Linked DNA regions of Homo sapiens: region 2 is linked to region 1. A link is a contact called in ENCODE Hi-C or POLR2A ChIA-PET data. All regions are on one chromosome and are shown on one strand. The core of a region is the stretch at or near the end of the contact, and the rest is flanking DNA. Distances in the headings are between cores, read along the strand shown. Region 1 has its middle 56 kb from the start of COTL1. Region 2 overlaps USP10 (ubiquitin specific peptidase 10).

Region 1 (3,231 bases), core at 266-2,765:
GGCTGTGAATTAGGATCACTGGGAGCTTTGAAAATACAGATGAGGCCTCTATCCCAGACTAGTGAGTGAAATTGGAGTGCCAGACTCAACGAACGCCAGCTTTTCCTTTCCAGACAGCTGCAGAAGTGGCCCTGATCCCGGGCAGGAGGGGCTGGAAGGGAGGCCTGCCTCTCCCTCTGTGGGTTCCTCTCGTGAGTGGAATCTTGTTTGTTTTCATTTTGTTAGTTTTGAGACAGGGTCTCACTCTGCCACCCAGGCTGGAGTGCAGCGGCACAATCACAGCTCACTGCAGTCTCCATCTCCTGGGCTCAATCGATCCTTCTGCCTCAGCCTCCTGAGTAGCTGGGACTACAGGTGTGCACCACCATGCCCAGCTAAGTTTTGTATTTTTTTAGATAGGAGGTCTCCCTATGCTGCCCAGGCTGGTCTCAAACTCCTGGACTTGAGCGATCCTCCCACCTCAACCTCTCAGAGTGTAGGGCTTACAGGCGTGAGCCACTGCACCCAGCCATGACTGGAATCTTGAAGGGCAAGTGCAGACAGGTTTATTGAGCACCTACTATGTGCCAGGCACTGGCCTAGGTATGGGGATTTGATGATGAACAAACTCAGACAGCCCCCACCCTCAAGGAGGCTGAGTCTAGCAGGGATGATGGATATTAATCAGCTTGTCCCACCAGAGGGTGTGTGTTTCCAGATGAGGATAAGTCTCCTTCAGAGAAAAAAGCCCAGGTTCCATGAGAGCTCACAAGGGCCCTGGATCTGGCTAGGGTATGGGGGAGGGCTTCCCTAAGGAGGTGGTACCTGAGCTGAGAACGCGGGGAAAGGAGGGGAGGAACAGGAAAGCGTGGACATAAGCTCCATGGAATGTTTGCCCACGGGTGAGCCAGGGTCTGAAGCAGCTTGTTCGTGTGTCAAGGAGCTTGGCTTTAACTTGAAAACTGCAGCTTGGGCCTTTGCTGGGGATCCCAAGGGATCATGAGACCACTGAAGGCAGAGAAACCTTGCCTTTTTTTTTTTTTTCTGAGACAGAGTCTTGCTCGGTCACCCAGGCTGGAGTGCAATGGCGCTATGTCGGCCCACTGCAACCTCCGCCTCCTGGGTTGCAGCGATTCTCCTGCCTCAGCCTCCCCAGTAGCTGGGGTTACAGGTGCCCGCCACCATGCCCAGCGAATTTTTGTGTTTTTAGTAGAGACAGGGTTTCACCATGTTGGCCAGGCTGGTGTCTAACTCCTGACCTTGTGATCCACCCACCTCGGCCTCCCAAAGTGCTGGGATTACAGGCGTGAACCACCACACTCAGCCCTATTTCTCAGCTGTGCCAGGTGTTTATACCCCAGAGGTTATCTGGGGCTGGTGAGGGAGTCCAGGCCCAGGGTGCGGCCCTGGCTGGGGGAAAGTTCCCGTGCAGCTCCTGCCCTGAGGATGGGCTGCCCTCGTTGAAATCTTTCTGTTCCCCATTTCTTAGTGAACCATAAAAGAGAGAAACAAGAAGCAGAAAATGTGCATAGTCCAAGTGATGTAGAAAGAATTTTTTGAAAGAACCAGAAACGGCCGCGGCCACCAGATGACTCAGTAAGAGACAGTAGGCAGCACAGCCGTGGCTCAGAGCTCAGCCTTGGGCTCAGGTTTGAGTCCGAGGTCCGTGGTTCACCCGCCAGATGACCTTGGCCAGTAGTGTCACCTCTCTGAGCCTCAGTTTCCCCCTCTAAAGATCACAGCACTTCCCTCATGCATTTATTACAAGGACTAAGTGAGCTGAGCCTTGCCAGGTGCTTAGCGTGATGTGATCTGTTAGATTCCGATGGGGACTCTGCACAGTCCTGGGGGACCATCCTCGTTTGGAGCAAGGGCTGTGGCCATGAACAGCTCAGGCCTAACCCCGAGGCAGTGACAGAGCCGTCTGATCCTTCTACCCCTGCTTGTCAGTGTCGCCGCCCGTGGGCTGCTGCTACGAATCTAGGGCTTGGCTGGCATCACTTTGGGTACACAAATGTCTCCACCTGGGCAGGGTCTGGGAGGGAGCAAAAGACATGGCTCTTCGATCCCTGTTGGGAAGGTGGGGCTGGGACTGGGAGCCAGCACAGTGTGAGGGGAACGGTTGGAACCCGAGTTCCCCGCCTACAGGCCGTGTGACCTTAGGCAGGATGCTTGCCTCCTCTGAAGAGTTCCCAAGGTAAGTCACACAGCTATACGAGGTTCAGCCGGGCAGGGATGTACCAGTCTCTTGCAAGGGGGGTCACCAAACGTTTGTGAAGAGAAATACAGCCTACCACACACACCTAGGAAACAGCTGAGCCAGGATTTGAACCCAGGCAGTGCCGGGTTCAAGCATCTTTTCATGAGGTCATGCTGTAGGATTTCACAGAAGTGAATGAATGAGTGAGCCCTAACATTCTGTGCAATGGAAAGAGACTGGCTAGTCTGCCGGGGTCCTCAGCTGCCTCATGGACCAGGACAACAGCACTCCCCAGCACTCCCTCAGCAGGTGCTCCCTGCAGGCTGGAGGAAGGATGGAGCAGGAATTTCAGTAATCCAGGTTGCTATCCAAAGAGGAAGAAGGACCAGGCGGCCAAACTTCACCATGGCCAGGTGTCCCAACAGCATAAAAACAAAAGCTAGCCAGGCGCAGTGCGCACACCTGTAGTCCTAGGTATTTGAGGCTCAGGCAGGAGACACCTTGAGCCCAGGAGTTCTGGTCTGCGGTGCACTGTGCTGACCAGGTGGCATCAATACAGTGAGACTTCCTGGGAGCGAGAGAAGCTTGGGTTGCTTTCAGCTCCGAGATTCCTCCCAGCCTGACAGATGAGGCACCTGCAACATTCCATTTTTGTTTGAATGTAAATGAATTCCTTTTTTTTTTCTTTTCTTTTCTTTTTTTTTTTTTTTTGAAGCAGAGTCTCCCTCTGTTGCCCAGGCAGGAATGCAGTGGCACGATCTCTGCCTCCCAGGTTCAAGCGATTCTCCTGCCTCAGCCTCCCAAGTAGCTGGGATTATAAGCACCCACCACCATGCCCAGCTAATTTGTGTGTGTGTTTTGTTTTGTTTTGTTTTGTTTTGTTTTTTGCAACGGAGTCTCACTCTGTCGCCCAGGCTGGAGTGCAGTGGTGTGATCTCGCCTCACGGCAACCTCCGCCTCCCGGGTTCAAGCAATTCTCCTGCCTCAGCCTCCTGAGTAGCTGGGATTACAGGTGTGCACCACCACGCCTGGCTAATTTTTGTGTTTTTGGT
Region 2 (3,231 bases), core at 499-2,998, 160 kb before region 1:
CGCTTGAACCGGGGAGGCAGAGGTTGCAGTGAGCCGAGATCGCACCACTGAACTCCAGCCTGGGCAACAGCGAGAAAAAAAAAAAGTAAAAAAGGCCAAATATTTATTCAATATATTTCAATTATTTATTCAATTTATTCAATATATTTATAGCAAATACCAGTGAGTGACAATTATTTAACTAAAATGATATCTGACTAAATGTTGAAGCAAGGCATGTTTGTGACACCAAAAAGTTTATCACAGAAATTCAGGACAGCCAACTGCTATTAAAATGTTCTGGTTTCACCATCTCCTTCTCCAAAAGCCTTCCTAACTTCCAATCAAATGTTATTTTAGGTGTTTGGTAAAATGAGGAATGTTATCAAAAGAGGGGAGGAGAAACTGCTGTTCAAAAAAGTCAATATCCTGAAAGGCTGTGGGAAACTTCCAGACTACAAAAAGCTAGAGACATGATAACTAAATACATTTCCTGACCCTAGACTGGATCCTGTGCTGGAAGGGAAAATTCTAGAAAGGACATTATATGGTCAACTCCCAAAATTAGAATATGGACAGGTTAGAAAAAAGTACTGCATCAATGTAAATTTGTGAAAGTGGTAACGTATTACTGTGGTTATTTAAGAGAATATGCCTATTCTTAGGAAATACACATTCAAGAATTTAGGATTAAGTGGCTACAGTGTATGTAATCTTCCCTGAAATCTCAAAGGGTTTGGAAAAATATTGTATGTCTGTATATTTGCATTTGTTAGCCCATGTCTGTGTGTCTGTATGTGTATCCGTATGAGTGTGTATTTGCAGACAGAGAATTCCAGCACACACAAATGATTAAGCAAATGGATTTAATCTTAACAACAGGTGGATCTGGGTAAAGGACCATCTGGGGATTCTTTGTACTATTTTTCTTTCCGCAACTTTTCAAGTTTCAAACTATTTGCAAATAAAGAGTTTTTGTTTGTTTGTTTGTTTGTTTGTTTGTTTTTTTAAAGCTAACACTGAAAATTGTGAGGTTATGAGGAAAACCTTTACCCTCTCCTTATGTTTGACTGTTTAGTGTTTTCTCTCCTCTGGAAGATTAACTTATTTCAAAGGCTGTCACATGAGGGGGGAAAATTGTAGGTGTTTGGGTAAAATAAAGATGAAAATAACGCTGTGTCTGACTTCACAGGATTTACAACCTAGTGAAGAGGGAAATGCCACTGATGACATGAATTAGTTTTGCCCATAACAGAGCAAGATAAAATACAGAACAATTCAGTTCACACGGGAGACTAAAAAGCACGAGTAAGTTCATCGTTTCTTGTAATTTCAAAGAAAGTGCAGAGCTTAGGACATATTGGTGGCTGTCATTAAAATAAAAGCAGGTACCTGGAGGCCCTGTCAGCCATGCCACACCACAGAAACTGTGACACTGCTGCGGCTAACTCTGCCCTTCCCACAGCTACACCAAATACCATCAGGAAAGACTGGGAAGCCCCCTAAGGTTTCAGCAACTCTGCCAGAGTCAGAACACTGGGGTCAAAAGGAGGTATCAGAAAGCAGTAACAAACGCTCCTTTCCCGCGTCCTGTGGTTGCATAGGAAATGCCCAGGGGCGGGACGGCACAGAAATGCCTGCGATTCGGGGGAGCAAAGTACAAGGGCTTCAGGCATTTCTTCCCCTTTTTAGGGGAAGTAAGACTGTGAACTAGAGAAGCTATTTATTCCCCTCCACCACTTCCCCTCATATCCCATCCGGCCTCCATCCCGGGCTTTCAAAACTCTCACTGTTCACATCTTTACTTTCTGATCCTTTCTCAAGAGGATGTGGAAAAAAATATACAAGAAACACTTCGAGAAAAGGGGGGCAAGCCCACACCACAGCAGGGATGGGAACAAAAGACACCTTCCTCCCTGAAGCATAGCCTGTTGGCTAAGCTGGCTCAGTTTACCTTCTGGAGGTGTGTGGAGGCCACTACGGCCCTCAGGGGGCCTGAGTTGAGAAACCCTGGGCAAAGGTTTAGACGAAGTGGGAAAACCAGTGTTCCTGCTAAAGGAAAAACAAAGACCTTGCCCTCAGCAATAAAGACACATTCCTCCATCTCAGCCCAAGGAAGGCGAGAAGGAGAAAAGATGTCTAATGTTCACTTGCACAACCTGCTGGCTACAGCTCTCCCGCCGGAACTGCGGGAAACGCCACTTTCGGCTTCAGGAGACGCTGGGGACTATCAGTACAGCACGGCACTAGGGGGCGCTGCAGCACAGCATTCTGAAAGTTTCATCTCTCTGGAAATTTGAATAAATATGCAGGTTGTTCCAAATTAACATTCTCTGCCTTCAAAAGGACTGATAGAAATAGGAGATCAGCCCTGAAGTAAGAATGTAAATACTTTGCTGCTGCATTTGTACCTGCAGTTTCCGAGGCAGGTGGACAACTATGACCAATCTCTAAGAACAATCTCCCATTCACAGATGCACAGCTAAGCCTCACAGTGGCAAATGGTATAACCAGGTCACAGTCAAATACACAAGAAGCTGAGAAGTATAAAGTATTCTCCCTCTTCTCCTGATCCAAATAAGCTCAATTTGGGGAAACATGAAAAGAGCAATAGACTGTTTGGCATGATTAAAGCCTTAATCTCATCTACAAAATGAAGGTATGTTGGACCAGACAACTTCTAAAATTCTTCCCATCTCCAAAAGGATCTCTTGGATCTAAAAAGGATTAAGAAACACGGGTTTGAAAATGTCGTCAGACAGGCCGGGCACGGTGGCTCACACCTGTAATCCCAGCACTCTGGGGGGCCGAGGCGGGTGGATCACCTGAGGTCAGGAGTCAGAGAACAGACTGCCAACATGGTGAAACCCTGTCTCTACTAAAAACACAAAAAAAAATTAGCCGGGCATGGTGGCAGGCGCCTCTAATCTCAGCTACTCAGGAGGCTGAGGCAGGAGAATTGCTTGAACCCAGCAGGCAGAGGTTGCAGTGAGCGGAAATCGTGCCATTTGCACTCCAGCCCGGGTAACAAGAGCAAAACTCCGTCTCAAAAAAGAAAAAAGAAAAGAAAGAGAAAAAGAAAAAGAAAATGTCATCAGACTAATGCATGCTACAACAGGATGACTTTGAAAACATTATACTAAGTTAAAGCCACACACAAAGAGCCATAAATTGTTTCTTCCATTCATATGAAATGCCAAGAATAGGCAAATTACCAGACACAGAAAGATCATGGTTGCCAAGGGCTGGGAG

What was found. Hi-C counts contacts between places; a loop is a spot of excess contacts on that map. ChIA-PET counts read pairs that join two places held with the same protein, here RNA polymerase II (POLR2A). Pooled maps may share reads with other maps.
Region 2: a pooled map shows a loop between it and region 1 (3-fold over the local background). The contact joins two enhancer-like sites. A Hi-C loop is called at or near these places in 1 of 168 maps with a recorded cell type or tissue (naive thymus-derived CD4-positive, alpha-beta T cell) and 6 of 50 pooled maps. POLR2A ChIA-PET finds 5 or more read pairs at or near these places in 5 of 52 experiments (B cell, GM12878, activated CD4-positive, alpha-beta T cell and 2 more).

The regions. Positions count from the first base shown.
Region 1 is chr16:84,560,860-84,564,090 of GRCh38, reverse strand. No RefSeq gene overlaps it. Among named protein-coding and RNA genes, the nearest start is that of COTL1, 56 kb to the left of the region's middle. RefSeq lists enhancers at 1,335-2,102, 2,103-2,870. Within about 2 kb of position 1,515, at least 4 of the 41 ENCODE cell types and tissues checked have a DNase peak (open chromatin) inside an H3K27ac peak, as active enhancers do; they include B cell and GM12878, where a contact is called at or near this core.
Region 2 is chr16:84,725,213-84,728,443 of GRCh38, reverse strand. The region is part of intron 1 of USP10 (ubiquitin specific peptidase 10); the gene reads right to left. LOC124903737 (a long non-coding RNA gene) reads left to right here. Exons shown (of 3, transcript XR_007065154.1): 3 at 1-963. Among named protein-coding and RNA genes, the nearest start is that of USP10, 27 kb to the right of the region's middle. RefSeq lists enhancers at 1,187-1,687, 1,913-1,962, 2,087-2,381. Within about 2 kb of position 1,748, at least 20 of the 41 ENCODE cell types and tissues checked have a DNase peak (open chromatin) inside an H3K27ac peak, as active enhancers do; they include B cell and GM12878, where a contact is called at or near this core.